3 separate regions of the Homo sapiens genome follow, and all the other regions are linked to region 1. A link is a loop called in an ENCODE intact Hi-C map of the cell type or tissue named here. Cell type or tissue: A673. All regions are shown on one strand.

Region 1 (5,000 bases):
CAATATACATAGAATATACACGTACTGAAAATCTCAGAAGGAGAAAAGAAAGAGACAAAAATAATCTTTGAAAAAACAATGGCAAAAAAGCTCCCTAAATTTGATTTTAAAAAACTCACACAATGTACAAATTTAGGAAACTCAATGGACTCCAAGAAAGTAAATGCAAGGAGATCAACACCAAGATATATTATAATCACATTTTCAAAAATCAAAGACAAAGATAGAATCTTAAAAGCAGCGAAAGAAGCAATTCATCACTTAAGATTATCCATAATAACAGAAGATTTATTATTATAAACCATGGACATCAGAAGGATGTGAAATGACATTTTTAAAGCAAGGAAGGAAAGATGAAGGAAAGAAGGAAAGATTAAAGGAAGGAAGGGAAGGGAAGGGGAGGGGAGGCGAGGAGAGGGGAGGGGAAGGGAAGGGAAGGGAAGGAGGACCCATTAATCAACAATTCTACATCTGGCAAAACTATCTTCAAAAATAAGGAAGAAATTAAGATATAAGACAGTTTTAGATAATCAAAAGCTGAAGAAATTTGTTACTAGTCAATTTGCCCTACAAAAAATGTTAAAGGGAGAACTTAAGGTTGATTAGAAATAACAATCAACAGAAACTTAAATATCACAAGAAGAAAATAAAATACTCTGTTAAATATGACAACATAGGTAAATATAAAAAGGAGTATTGCTGTATTTTTTATTTTTAATTCCTCTATTATTTCCTAAGTGATTTCACAAATGCATTAAACAGTAATTATAAAGCTATGTTAATGAGCACACACAATAAATTGTGACAAAAACAAAATAAAGACAGAGATAAATATGAGCAGAGTTTCTGTGTGCTGTTAAGGCTAATATAATATTATTTTAAGCTAGATTATTATAAATTTAGGATATTAATATTATTTCTCATAGTAACTTCCATGAAAACATTTTAAAAATATACACACAAAGTAATGAGAAGAAATCAAAATGGTACACTACAAAAAATTAAAAACAAAAGAAGGTAAAGAGAAACAAAAAAGACATAAGAAGTACGGAAAACAAATAGCAAAATTTTAGAGGTCACTCCTTCTCCATCATTTTTTTTCAATGTAAATGGATTAAATTCTACAATCAAAAGGCAGAGTTTGGTAGAATGGATTAAAATACAACACATGCTTCACTTATATGCTGTGTAAAGTGACTCATTTTAGAGCCAAAGACACAAATAGGCTGAATGTAAGAGGATGGGGGGAAGAAAAAAAACACAAACCCTTAAACAGTATCCAAAAAAGAACTGGAGATGGCTATATAGGTTGAGTATCTCTTATCCAGAATGCTCAGGACTAGAAAAAAAATCAGATACCTGATTTTTTCAGATTTTGGTGTATTTGCATTATACTTCCTAGTTTAGTATAGCTAATCTGAAAATATGGAAATCCCAAATGCTCCGGTGAACATTTTCTTTTAACATTATGTTGAACCTCAAAACATTTCAGATTTTGGAACATTTTTTATTTCAGATTTCTAAATTAATAATACCAGACAAGATAGGCGAAAACAAAACAAAACAAAACACACACAAAAAGACTGTTACAAAACACAAAGAAGGACATTATGTAATAATAAAAAGTAAAATCATGAAGAAGATGTGACAAATGTAAGCACATATATGTTAGAGACAGACTCAAAATTTGAAGCAAACATTTATAGAATTGAAGAAGGAAACATACTACTGTCCAGTACTAGTTAAGACTTCAATTCCCCACTTTCAATAATGAATAGAACTTCTAAACAGAAAATGAATTAAAAATAGAGGACTTGAGGACTGGAACAATAGCATAAACCATCAATACCTAAAGTACACAAACAAATACACACACACTCATCAGTCTGCCCTACAATAGCACAATAAACATTTTTCTCAAAAACACATGTAATATTCTTCAAGATAAACTATATGTTAGTCCATGAAATGTCTCAATAAATTAAAAATGTTTTAATGCATACAATTTGATAACCACAATGAAATGAAGCTGGAAATCAATAACAGAAGGAATAATAAAAAATTTCCAAATATTTGAAAATTAAGCAACACACTATGATATGGTTTGGCTCTCTGTTCCCACTCAAATCTCATCTCAAACCGTAATCCCCACGTGTTGAGGAAGGGACCTTGTGGGAGGTAACTGTGATATAGGAGTTAAAAAGTAATCACTTAGGCAGATAGCAAGGGTATGGGAGTTCTCAGTGAGCCATGTTTAAACCAGTTTTCTTTCATGGAGGACTTAGACATCATGTGGTACTGGAAGAAGTCCTGGGACAACTGAGGATTTCCAATCAGGGCTACCCCTCGGTATTATCCAAAGGCTTCTGTACTTACCCCAGCCTCCAATGGCCCCAGTGCGGTGTTGGCAATGGGCTCTCCAACTTTCCTTTTGTAATTTCTTCCTTACCTGTCCAGGGCCATCGTATTTCTCATCCTTTCTATGTATTCAATGTGTGGGAAGTTTTACAGTTCGGGGACATAATCTTGTTTGGCAAGATTAAGAAATGTTGTACTAACCAGGGATATAGCTCAAGAGAAGGTGTCTGTGATTTTCTAGGAACAGAGTCCACCCCCGCTCCCAAACCAACCAAAGAGAGCATTTCTCTCTCTCAGCCCTTGGTCTGGAGAACACATGATACATCCAGGTCTCTCTCTGCCATTGGCTTGGAGAGCATATGGCATTTCCAGGTCTCTTTCTGACCTTGGCCCGGAGAGCATATGGCATGTCAAGGTCACTCTGCCCTTGGTCTAGAGAGCACATGGTATTTCAAGGTCAACAGCACCACCTAGTGGAATAGGGATCCTCTCCATGAGGCACATTGTCGGTCCTTCACTGAAACATGGTAGCCTCCCGATTCTCTCCCCTTTTTGTGGCTATTAAAAGCTAGGCTACATGCTGCTTCTGTAAATAGGAAAATTCTGCCTTCAGCAATTAGGGCTAAAATATCCTCCAAGGCCAAATTATCAAGAAAACGGCCATTTGGTCCCTATGTTCTTCTTTTTTTTTTCTGAGACGGAGTCTCCCTCTGTCGCCCAGGCTGGAGTGCAGTGGCGCGATCTTGGCTCACTGCAAGCTCCACCTCCCGGGTTCACGCCATTCTCCTGCCTCAGCCTCCTGAGTAGCTGGGACTGCAGGCGCCCGCCACCATTCCCGGCTAATTTTTTTTTGTATTTTTAGTAGAGACGGGGTTTCACCGTGTTAGCCAGGATGGTCTCGATCTCCTGACCTTGTGATCCGCCCGCCTCGGCCTCCCAAAGTGCTGCGATTACAGGTTTGAGCCACTGCGCCTGGCCCCGTACGTTCTTTTGAGGCACCTATTCGACCTCCAATTAGAGTGGTACTTCATTAGTAAGGGGATTTGAAGTTCGGGAGTTAACCAAAACCATTCTCTAAGGGTAAACGCTTCAGCACTGGTCATAATAGCAGGATACAGAGTTCAACCTAGCATGCTGTCTCCATTAAAGGGGCCTTGCCCCTAAAAACTATTACATAGTTTTTCCTGAGATCCATTTTTCAGAGAGACAGGCAGGTCACACAAGTCTAGGAAGTCAAAAGGAAATCATAAGCAGTGGACTAGAGCCACTTGGGTGGGCGTGAATAACCCCAATTGCTTAGTTTCTCTGGTTCTATGGCTGGAGGTCACGCCTACAACCAGGGGTGGAACATTCAACAAGGTGCCAGGACCCAGGAACCACAGAGGGAAAAGAGCAAGAAGAACATTTCCACTGCCTTCCTCTCCACCCTGGCTCACACCACAAGGAAGGAGACTAAAGGGGCCCCTTTTTCTCACTTCTCTTTATCAGGCTATAGATACCTGGGTATGGTGAGATAGCTCATCCTCTGTATCACCTCATAAGACAAACTCAAGCAGCTAAATCTCATCTCTTAACCTGGAAACCTGAAGCTCAAAAGGCCTGGAACCAGCTAAAGCAGGCCCTAGTAAAGGCACTGGCTCTCAGCCTCCCTGTAGGAAGGGCCTTCAATCTGTATGCATCAGAAAGGAAGGGAATGGCCTTGGGAGTCTTAACACAGGCCTGAAGACCAGCTCAACAGCCTATGAGTAACCTGAGTAAGAAACAAGATTTGGGACTAAAGGATGGCCAGCATTGCCACCGTGGCCCTACTAGTCCCAAAAGCCTTCAATTAACCCAGGAAAATGACTTAACTGTTTATACTCCGCATAATGTGGTGGGATTACTGTCCTCTAAGAGAAGCCTTTGGTTAACAGACAGTCGGCTCCTTAAATATCAAGTTCTGCTGTTAGAAGTTTTCACCATCCAGTTAAAGACTTACTCTTGCTTAAGCCCAGCCACTTTCCTCCCTGAGGGAATGGGGGAACTAGAACATGAACAAGCTGTGGTACAGACCTATGCAGCCAGGGAAGATCTCCGGAAAACCCCTAGAGAATTGAGACTGGACCCTCTTCACAGATGGAAGCTCCTTTGTAGAGCAAGGAGTCTGTGAAGCAGGATATGCAGTGGTCACTCTGAATGATGTTACTGAAAGTGTGTCTCTCTCTCCAGGCACACGCTTTTAAATAGCTGAACTGACAACCCTTACAAGAGCTCTTGAGTGAAGCAAGGGAAAGGTAGCTAACATTTACACTGACTCCAAGTATGCTTTCCTAGTTCTCCATGCTCATGCTGCCATTTGGAAAGAAAGACACTTTCTTACTGCCAATCGATCTCCTATAAAATACCATCAGGAAATTAACAGGTTTTTATCCTCAGTTTTCCTTCCATGAGAGGTAGCAGTGATGCATTGTAAGGGATATCAGAAGGGAGTGGATGAAATAACTGAAGGAAACAAGCTAGCTGATCAGGCAGCCAAGTCAGCAGCAAGAAAGCTTCATGGCATCAAAATGCTTGAAGCCTCTCTAACTTGGGAAGGCTCTATAAGAGAAATCAAGCCTCAGTATTCCCATGCAGAAATGGAGTGGGCCACTTCTCGAGGGGAC
Region 2 (5,000 bases), 250 kb before region 1:
ATAGCAGTAATGTGAGAATCAGGAATATCTGCTGAATATCATGCACATGATGGCAATAAATAAATAGTAGCTATTAATATTTACTATAGTAAAAATTTATACTTAATTTAATATTTACTAAGAACATCATGTTTTAGAGTTTGACAGTTTTAATTTCAAATTCCAGCTTTATTTCCTAAACTATTTGAGCCTCAGTTTTCTCATCTAAAAATGAGTCTAATATATTTATTGCATAGATTTATAGTGAAGATTAAATGAGAAAATGAATATAAATTGAAAATAAATAGAAGCTATAAGTAATTCTTAGTATTGATAGCAATAACATCACCAATACTGTCTTTAGTAGTAGTATCATGTTATTTTAATTTTTCCCATGTCATATTTAGAGTATGAGTTGATTTAGACAGAATTGCTTCTATATAGGCAAATTTATGTGATAATATTAGAGCAGGTAACATTAATATGATATTTAACCAAGGGTTCCAGGATTACAAATTTTCTTTTGAACCATTCATCCCATCTAAATGGGAGAAATCTATCTACATAGAATGATGCTGGCAAGGCGTAAGTTATTACCTACAGAGACTTTTGCCATAAATAACTTACAGAACTTTAATAAACTAGGCTAGGCTACAATGAGAAATAAATACTCTGCTTAGTCATGATAGTCTAAAAGGCAAACAGCTACAAGTGGCTAGAAAACAAACTCCAGACAAGTATTTGAGATATGCTTAATGAATACCACATCTTTATCCATTCTTCCTGCTGTGAGAAGCAATCAGTAATGAGGAAAGAAAAACACTAAATTTTTCTCCCTAATATCTCCCAGGTTGGAACTAGGGCAGAAGATCCTCCTACAAAGCCATGAGGAGTGTACACGGCCCTCCTAATAAACAAAGATCAGGAGAGATTACCTTACATAGACTCTTAGACACATGGTTGTGTGCAACTGTGACTGCACATTAGGTTCCCCTGGGGAAATAGAAAAAATATATATATAGTTGGCCCTCTGTATCTGTGGGTTCCACATCTGTGGATTCAACCAATTGTGGATCAAAAATGTTTGTAAAATAAAAATTGCATCTGTACTGAATGTGTAGATAATTTTTTCTTCTTATTCTTTAAACAATACTATATAACAACTATATGCATAGCATTCACATTGTATTAGGTACTCAATACAATTTTTCTACATTGTATTAATAATCTAGAGATAATTTAAACAGGAGGATGTGGGTAGGTTATATAAAAATACTACACCATTTTATATAAGGGACTTGAGCATCCATGGATTTTGGTATTTGAGGGGGTCCTGGAACCAATTTCTCATGAATACCAAGGAACAATTATATGAAATTAAAATATAGATACCCTAGCTCTACCACAAAACAATTCCAACTGTATGTCTGAGGATGTGGCTCATTCTGTCTGGTATTTGAAAAAGTCCTCCCTGTGACTCTAATTGAAGCCAGGGTTGAGAATTACAACTTAGCTCTTCCATTTCACAAGCAAAAGCCCTCTCCTGTATTACAGTAGCAAATACATTCTCATTAACTGCCTACTCATAGAGTCACAGCAGTATTTGTATTTTATTTCTTGAAGTATGAGGTAGGGCTGAGGGGAGAAAATGTTGGGGCTCTTCCATAATGATACTTTGTAGATATCAATAAATGTTCACTAAATGGATGATTTTTAAAAAGTAGATCAAATCTTAATATTTAGAAGAGAGAAAGGAGGGTGTGGCAAAGGAGGTGACCATTTGAATCAGAGTTGCTGTGCTACTGAGTAATGTCAGGTGATGTCAAGAGAAATTATTTGTTTTAAGAAATTTATTAAATTCTATTCAGTTGAGACAATTATACAGCAATAAAAACAAACTATAATTTAAGAAATAAGTAGAAAAATTTGTAAAGTTGACCAATAACTAAAAATACTTAACAAGTAGAAATGGTATGAGTTTCAAATATATTTTAACAGACAACATCAGCCTGAAAATATCTGTCTTCTTGGTCCCTCATTGAACATTCATTCGGAATATTTTTATATAAATGCTTCACTTCAGTTTTAAATTCCAAGAGTCAGAAAGTGTTCCTTTAACTGTTTTATATTTTCCATTTTCTCCTCCCTCACTCCCTCCCTTTCCTCCCTCCCTCCCTCACTCCCGGCTTGCTTGCTTGCTTGCTTCCTTCCTTCCATCCTTCCTTCCTTCCTTCCTTCCTTCCTTCCTTCCTTCCTTCCTTCCTTCCTTCCTCCTTTCCTCTGCATTCTAATACAAATAGCATAGTTTATGCTATACATAATTTAATTATGTTGTTGAACTAGTGGCCAAAACTTAAACAATGGTTTAGTGAAACCTGGTATTAAAGAAAGAATTCATCAGGAGCAAATATTTAGGGCTTAGATTATAGAAGTTGAATGAAAGCAGCAACAAATGAATTATTTTCTCTATAGTATCTTAATAAATGAATGTTTTTCTGCCCCCTTCATCAACACAAAAACTACTAACCAACCTTTTCATTCTCTATACTTTAACCATACTGATTATCCCTCTCTTCCTTAAAGTCCCACATTGCCTATTTTTAGTTGAATTTTATCAATGAAAATCTGCACTGGATAGAGGTAAATAAGCAAGAGAGACTTTATTTGAAACTCTTGCATTAGAGAAGAGAGACTATGGCCATACAGAAGAGTGGCTGAACTCAGCTCAGCTGAAACAAAAGGCAGGAGGGTTTGTAAAGCTGAGGTGAGCTCATGGAAAAGCACTAAAGGACACTAGGTGGGATGTAGTCAATGTTGTTAGGCCATCTGTGTTTGCTAATTATCCTTATCTAAGTTAGGCTTCTACCCTCCCACAGAAACTGGGAGATAGATTGGGGTACTATGTCGTTTGGTAATTGCATTGCAAAGGGGTGGCTCCTAGGTTCTTGAGAAAAACATTTATTTTTGTGAAAACTGGGAAGAGGATGGGAGAACATTTAGATGTCAAAGGAGGCAGGGAAAGAATTTGTAATTATAAGTTTGCTAAAGTAAATGCTCAAATAAAAGGTCAGGGACCTAGAGTCAGTAGAAAGCCCATCTAAAATTTAGTCAAGCTGTGGGGCCATCTTGGTCAGCGTTGCATATTTTTGTCTCACTCTCATTTTGAGGTTTTGGCTTATATGTCAATTTTCCAATTTTTTTTCCCTAATTTCCAAAGCTAGGCTAGCATCCTTGCAGATACCAGGATGAGATCACAGCCATCACACTCAGACAAAATAGGGCTGGGAAGGCATGAAGACAGAGGAGGCTCACACTTTCATGTGTGAGATAGAATCTGTTTCCAAGGATTTTCTAAAATCCCCACAAGAAATCCCTTCATGTCCTTCATGCATCTCCTTTACATGGCTTGCATATTTTGCACATATACATATGCTTCTATGACGTTTAATCTCTAGGAATTCTTCAGGCCTGCAGTAATTTAGATAAGATGCTCTCAAAATGACACTTGCCCAGTAATGGCATCTCCACCAATGAATAGATGACAACTCTGGTTTTGAGCTTCTGGACCAATGAACTCTTGTTCTAAGCAGTTTCTGTGAACCTCTTCCTTTTTGCCAATAAAAACTTGCCTTTAATCTTCCAACACCAGATGCGCTTTTGGTTTGCCATTCCATGCATTCCAATTTTAATTCTCATTTCTCAGTCTTAAATAAAAACATATTTGGAGATATTTTTCTCAAATTTATTTTTAGTTTGACACTCCCAAGCTATGTTTTCTCATCATATTTTTCTATTTGTTTTATAGTTCTCATCATACTTATAACTGTGCAGTTGCTTTCACTATTAGATAACAAGGTCCATGAAGGTAAATATGTCTTCCTGAATCTCCATGTAGCTTGTGGGCCCAGCAAATTGCCTAGTATATTGTAATTCAAATAAGCATTAAATAAACGTATGCAAAAAATTTCTTCCCTGATTCTGGAACCAGGAACCTAATAACTAGAGGGACTATTAACTCAGTTTGCCTGGTTTATGACTGGTGTCCTAGGCATCCTGAAAATTTAACCTCTGTCCAACTTCCTTTAATTCTCAAAAGGGTACCACGGTGGAAAGATATGTTAAATAGTCCTCCTACAATAACCTTTGCCCAGAGATTCTGTCTGACAAGAAACTGATGCCCACTCAAATTAATAATGGCTGCAATTGAGCCAAAAACCTATAGTCAGAGATTTCCCTAATGTTTCTGCTCTTGGAGAAACCCCGAGCCCTTGACATGCAAAGTAATTGGTAAGGGAAAATGAGCACCAATCTCCATCTGAATATCAGTTTACTACCAATGTTATTCTGATGATGTGCCTACATAAGACATACTGGTCATTCTAGGTAGCAGAGGGTGGAAAAATATTAATTAGCTGTGGGTACACGAGGGACAGCAGAGAATTCCAGTGGAAAAATATTCAAATAGGCATAGCAAGTTCAGGTAACTTTTGGCTAATCACAGAAACCTAAAGTTGTTCAATGTGATAGGTAATGCCTGCAGAAAATGATACTCAAAAAAAACAGATAACATTTGGGTTAAAAAAATCAATAATTTCAGACAATCTTTTCATTTAATAGAGGGATGTCTGTGACTGGAGGTATAGGGGGCGAGAATTAACACCCCAGTGTAGAAGATTAGAAAGTACCTGTCATGGCATTGGTGTTGCTGCTAAGGGAACTGAGCTTAATGCCTCTGAGTTGCAGTCCATAGGAAGTAAATTGCTAGATAAGGAAAAGTTAGAAGAGATTGCAAGATAGGAAAGAAAGGTACAATAAATTCCCTGCACAATCAGTCATTAAATATGAAATTGCTGATTTATTCTCTATTTCTGGACTGGCTGAGTACACGGTACAGTTAAAACTGCATTTGGACAAAAAGAGTAACTCCAAATAGAAGAAGCTTGGGAAAGCAGGGCTTATTTTTTTCTGTTTCTATAGGGAGATTCTTTTGGAATGTTTTCTAGAAATCCTACCTTCATATT
Region 3 (5,000 bases), 440 kb before region 1:
CAGAAAAAAAAAAAAAAGACACACACCGCATTATAAATGTAAACATTATATAGTCTTCCATGAAATAGAATTGGCACTGTTGTTAGAAAACCCAGTTGTCTTCAGGTAAACTAATATATAAGAAGTACTTTCTAAGATGTAGATTTCCAGTATTTGATATATGTAAAATCCTATACCTAAAAAAAATCTATTCAATTTTAAGAGCTTTCCCATTTTGCCAGTTTCTGTTTATCCATGTGAGGTATATATATTATATACATATATAAAATAAACAAAGTATAACAATATAGAATAATACTTAAAATTATTTGAAAATTTGATGATGACCCATATCACTCCAAATGTATTAGTATGCAAAAAGGCAGTTGGTTAGCATTTCTGTTCATTTAAGTGTTATCACAAATTATTTCTTATTTGTCCAAAAACTGTATTTTTTGTAGTACTATATTATTGGATTTTTAATTTTAATTTCACCATATATAATTTGCTTTATGAATCCTGACTTTTAAAATCTAAGCCCTTAAGTAACTAGTAGAATGAAAAATAAAATTTTACAAAATTCTTAGTTTATAACCTAATTGACAATTCTTTTGAGGACACAATGGTGCCATCTGTAATTTTTTGGGGGGGAGCAATATAAATATATATTATATAAATATAAATATATAATATTAATACAAAAGTAGCTTCTCTTCATTTTTTAAAGCAATGTTTTGTCTAAAAGTCCTAAAACTTTTTACAACATTAAAATTACTTGTTTTGAAAGTTTTAATATTCTCTGTAATGTCTATGATATAGAACAAATATCGTCTTTTAAAAAAATCATCTTTTGTTCTTTGCACACTGTATTGCAGTATGTGGAAGCTGAGAAGGACAGTTTGAAAAGTTAATGTATGCCTTCCCTGGATTTTTCAGCTCATTTGTAGCAAATATCCACAGCTCATTCTGAAGAAAGTAAAAAGTTTTGTAGCATTGAATACACACAAATAAACTCACCAAAACTAGAAAAGATTATATTGACCAAAGATGCATTGCTTATTTTAAAAATGTCTTCATATTTAACAGAAAATTATCTACATATTTAATTTTGGAAAGAAAGGGGTGCAAGCAGTGAAGATATTTATGCATCAAAGATAACAGACAAATCAAATCACACACAAAATTGTTAATGAAGCTCTACATTTCTGAATTTATTTTAAAGAAAAACAAATAAAACTCACTTTAAGTCAAGTGACTTTTTCTGCAGTAACTTAGTGATTAACTTTGCTTTTAGAAAATGTTTTACCAAGAATATTCCCAAATCATATGGAATGTATTCAAAAGTTTTAAACAATATCATATAAAAAGAGTGGCAGTGGATAGAATGTGTCACTACAGGGTGCAGAGTCAAGAAGAAAAAAAATTAAATATAAAAACAAAATCAACACTTTTTCCTAAGTGTAAAATGCTTTAAAGCTACACCTTAGTATATAAAATATGCCTTTAAGATTATTAAGATGACATTCACACAGAGTGAAGCGTTTACATCAATAATACCAGTACAATCAAAGCTTTAAAATAAAATGAATTTATTCTCATCAGGTCCTTCTAAATATGAAAGAGTACAGAAATAATTACAAATATATACGACATGATTCTAAGTTTTAACTGTATACTATATTAGGCCTACAAATATCACAACCACAGTATTAAATTATGCTTGGTTACATCTTAGTTCTATTCAGTAATGAAAGGAAACTTAATTTGTCTACACTACACACATGATGTAAAGCTTTAAAAATAACTTTATAATATTCCAAAATATAGCTTGTATTAGTTTTATAGCATGGAATCATTCTTCCTATATTGTCAAATTGCTGTTGGCCAGTTAAATAAGTAAAATAATAAATTGTATCTCTTACTCTTTTTCACCAGGTGGCTTATCTCTTATTCCCTGTCATTATGATTTTCTTAGAAGGCTGAAGCTTTCAAATTATCTCACTTTGTCATCAAGACTTTTCTCAGACATCGTTGAAAATATTTGTCCATATTTTCCTGTCTTTTTATCAAAGGAGTTTAGCGTTCACTTTCATTGCCAGTACTAGATAATTTTCAGAGTTCAACGTCTATGAGTTAACTCATCCTTCCTATTGCCCTCCTTAGTTTGTTAAGGTTCTCACTTCCTGTTTCTTAACACTGATAATCAGAACTTCCTCAGTGCCCCCTAATTTTCTTAATGAAAAGGAAGAAACAAACACAAGCTCCTTTCACCAACGCCTCTCAGCCATGGCAGAGAGTATAGCTCTGCTGCTCTGCCATGTGTTTTACAAGCAGCATCCCAAATGTTTTGGACACAAACCGCAGCACGTCTGCGATGGGAGTATTATTGACCAGGATCAGCTGGAAAACGCTTCCCTGCTTTCAACAAAGAAACGGTTCACCATGTCCTAATACATGTTTATAAATTGCATTGTTTCTACTGCAAACTCCTTTGCATTACCCGTCCGACTTCAAAAGAGAGCATTAAGCAGTTGGACACGGAATAAGCTAAATTCCCCGGAGAGCCGCATTGCCCGCTGCCCATGCACATTATATTTTCTCCTAGTCCCTCCCCCCGCGCAGTAGGACTCTACCTTGAGGAGCTATTCCTCCGGTAGTTCACCTTGTTATGTTCCAAGCAGTGGGGATACGCCAGACACCATAAGGTAGCTGAAAGAGCTGTCTCTCGTCCCGTTTTTGACATATTTATTTGCATTTCTGTTAGGTTTGTTACATATTGCACATTTATTTCAAACAAGACTCAAAATATTGTTCATACCTTGGAAGGATCTAATCCGGCAAACAAAGACAGCAGCAGGAGGTTGAGAAGGTTGGACGTCGCCTGCATTCTGATCTGGGTTTTTGCCCCTCTTTACTCTCTTTTATGTAGGCTCTCCACTCACTGCAGAGACCTTTCCCTCGTCAGTTGCACTTTCTGCCTGCCAGTCAGAGCCGAGTGGAAGCAGAGGCGGCGGCAGCAGCAGTAGCAATAACAGCAGCAGCGGCAGCGGCGGCAGCCGCCCTGGGGGGCGATCATTCCGCAGGCATTCTCAGAGCTAGGAGTCCGGGAGCTCTAGAGAGTGGGTTGGGCTGCAGTGGGCGCTGGCCGCGGTGCTGAAGCGCCTCCAACCCGCGCGCCCCAGTTTACCCTCTCCCCCGCTGCTATATAGCTAGCCCACCTCAAAAGTTTTGACCCAAGGAATAGATAAAGGGATTAACTGCTGAGAGAGGTGTGGAGACCTGGACAACGGATATGACATCACTACAGCTCCTGGGGGTTTCGGGGGGATATTTTGCGGGGAATTTGTTAACCAAACAAGGATTGACTCTCGTGCTCCAGTTCAGCATTTGCCGGCAACTTGAGCTGCAGAGAAGTAAAGAGTCAGCTAAATACAGGATTATGAAACAAATAGTGCACTAGAACCTTCTGCTGTCATTGACAGAGGACTTGATATTGTATTTAGTGCTTTAAACAAAGTTTGCAGTGCAGACTATCAGTGTGTGTCATCCAAGGCACACGATTTTCAGCTGTTATTGATAGATGAATGTGGTAATTTATAGATATGTGCAGTCATTTATGAATAGCTTATTAAAGTTATATGTTTTGGTTAGGTATTAATGTGTATCTATCTATCTAGGGATTTGGTCATCTAAAAACACTATGCATAAATAAATAAAGAGGCTTATATTCTTCTTTTAGTTATAAATGGTATATTCCATTAGTGATCCCCCCAGCTGAAATATCCCCCCCATATGCACAGCCATACCTGGAAATATAGTTTTTCTATCAGTCTGACTTGTGTTTTTACTTGAAGAAGAATTCACTGATAGATGGATAGCGGGATGGGAAGAGTGTTTATTTCTAAGCTTTCAAACACTTCTGTAATCTAGGGCTCAAGAAAAGGCAGAATAGCTGCCTCACAAGAGCAAAGAAAGGGTAAATGGCAAACTCTCTTACCCTGCATCATTCAACCTTACTGGAGCAATTTCATTTCTTTGAATATGGAAAAAGTGTTCTCAATAATATAAAAAGGAAGAAGTTGGTAGCCACCCTGAAACATCCCTCTCGTACAATTATGCCTGTAATATTTCCATCTTCTATTGATTTTTCTAGAAATTATAATTCCTAAGGGTTAAAATATATAGATAGACTGGGTCTGTGGACATTGCTTCCTTTTACTTCGACATTTAAAAGACAATGAATTGAGATATCAGACACATACCGAGTATGAAATCTCCATCAACCTTTCACTGAAAATATATCCTATTTTTTAATATAAGAAATCTCAATTAGGACTCAAATGCATTTGAAAGTTATTGTCCCCAAGAATTTACATCATATTGCATCTGTTTTAATCCTAATATTATAAATGTGTGTATAGTTACTTGAGGTCTTTATTTTCTATAAACATAAATGGCATGAAGTTCACTACATCTGATAATTCTTTTTGAAGGAGTGGATCATACAAAATAGAGATTGCAAAATCATAGAAAGAAAGTGAAATTACTTATAATGGTGTTAATTTAATAATCTTAACAGCCATAACCATATTTAGAAGTTTCCATTATTTTGAGGTAATAGATAAAACTATAGAGTTGTACCACTCTCTGGGGTAACTTCCTAGAACATATTTGTCAGAGTTTTTTTCTTTTTACATTTGCTTCTTAACCTAAACTTTTCTACCTATCAACATCTACATACTTATCTATCTATGTAGGATAAAATCAGCATAATTTTTAAAAAATCACACATAGAAATTGTTGAAAATTCTGCATCCATTTTTAAATATTTCACATGACTGTGCAGATTGAAAATGAATTTGCAGAGGTGTGTTGGCTGAATGATTATAATAATACATTTTTATTATCCATTCTCTAAATACATTTTTTGTTATTTGTATTTACACATGCTTTTCCCTCTTCCCAAGAAGTCTTCTACCATCTTTTTTACATCTCTACCTCTCAATTAGCAGACAGTAGTA

Evidence for each region. A loop is a pair of places that touch in the nucleus more often than their neighbours do. Peaks named below come from ENCODE experiments on the same cell type or tissue, not always from the same donor. Only the 100,000 strongest peaks of a DNase experiment are listed, where the experiment ranks them.
Region 2: it touches region 1 in a loop (10-fold over the local background); 3 of 110 quality-filtered maps call a loop at or near these places.
Region 3: a loop joins it to region 1, with 6 times the contacts of the local background. A loop is called at or near these places in 2 of 110 quality-filtered maps.

Annotation. Positions count from the first base shown.
Region 1 is chr1:102,431,853-102,436,852 of GRCh38, forward strand. No RefSeq gene overlaps it. Among named protein-coding and RNA genes, the nearest start is that of OLFM3, 440 kb to the left of the region's middle. In A673, a CTCF peak has its summit at 2,824 (motif pointing left); a DNase peak (open chromatin) is centred at 2,799.
Region 2 is chr1:102,183,205-102,188,204 of GRCh38, forward strand. No RefSeq gene overlaps it. Among named protein-coding and RNA genes, the nearest start is that of OLFM3, 190 kb to the left of the region's middle. In A673, no CTCF peak of the experiment used is centred here; DNase peaks (open chromatin) are centred at 847, 1,487, 2,217 and 3,537; H3K27ac peaks cover 5,000 bases.
Region 3 is chr1:101,993,951-101,998,950 of GRCh38, forward strand. OLFM3 (olfactomedin 3) reads right to left here and starts at 2,976. Exons shown (of 6, transcript NM_058170.4): 1 at 2,798-2,976. The coding sequence starts at 2,866. In A673, no CTCF peak of the experiment used is centred here; DNase peaks (open chromatin) are centred at 2,211, 2,561 and 3,041; H3K4me3 peaks cover 3,515 bases; H3K27ac peaks cover 3,082 bases.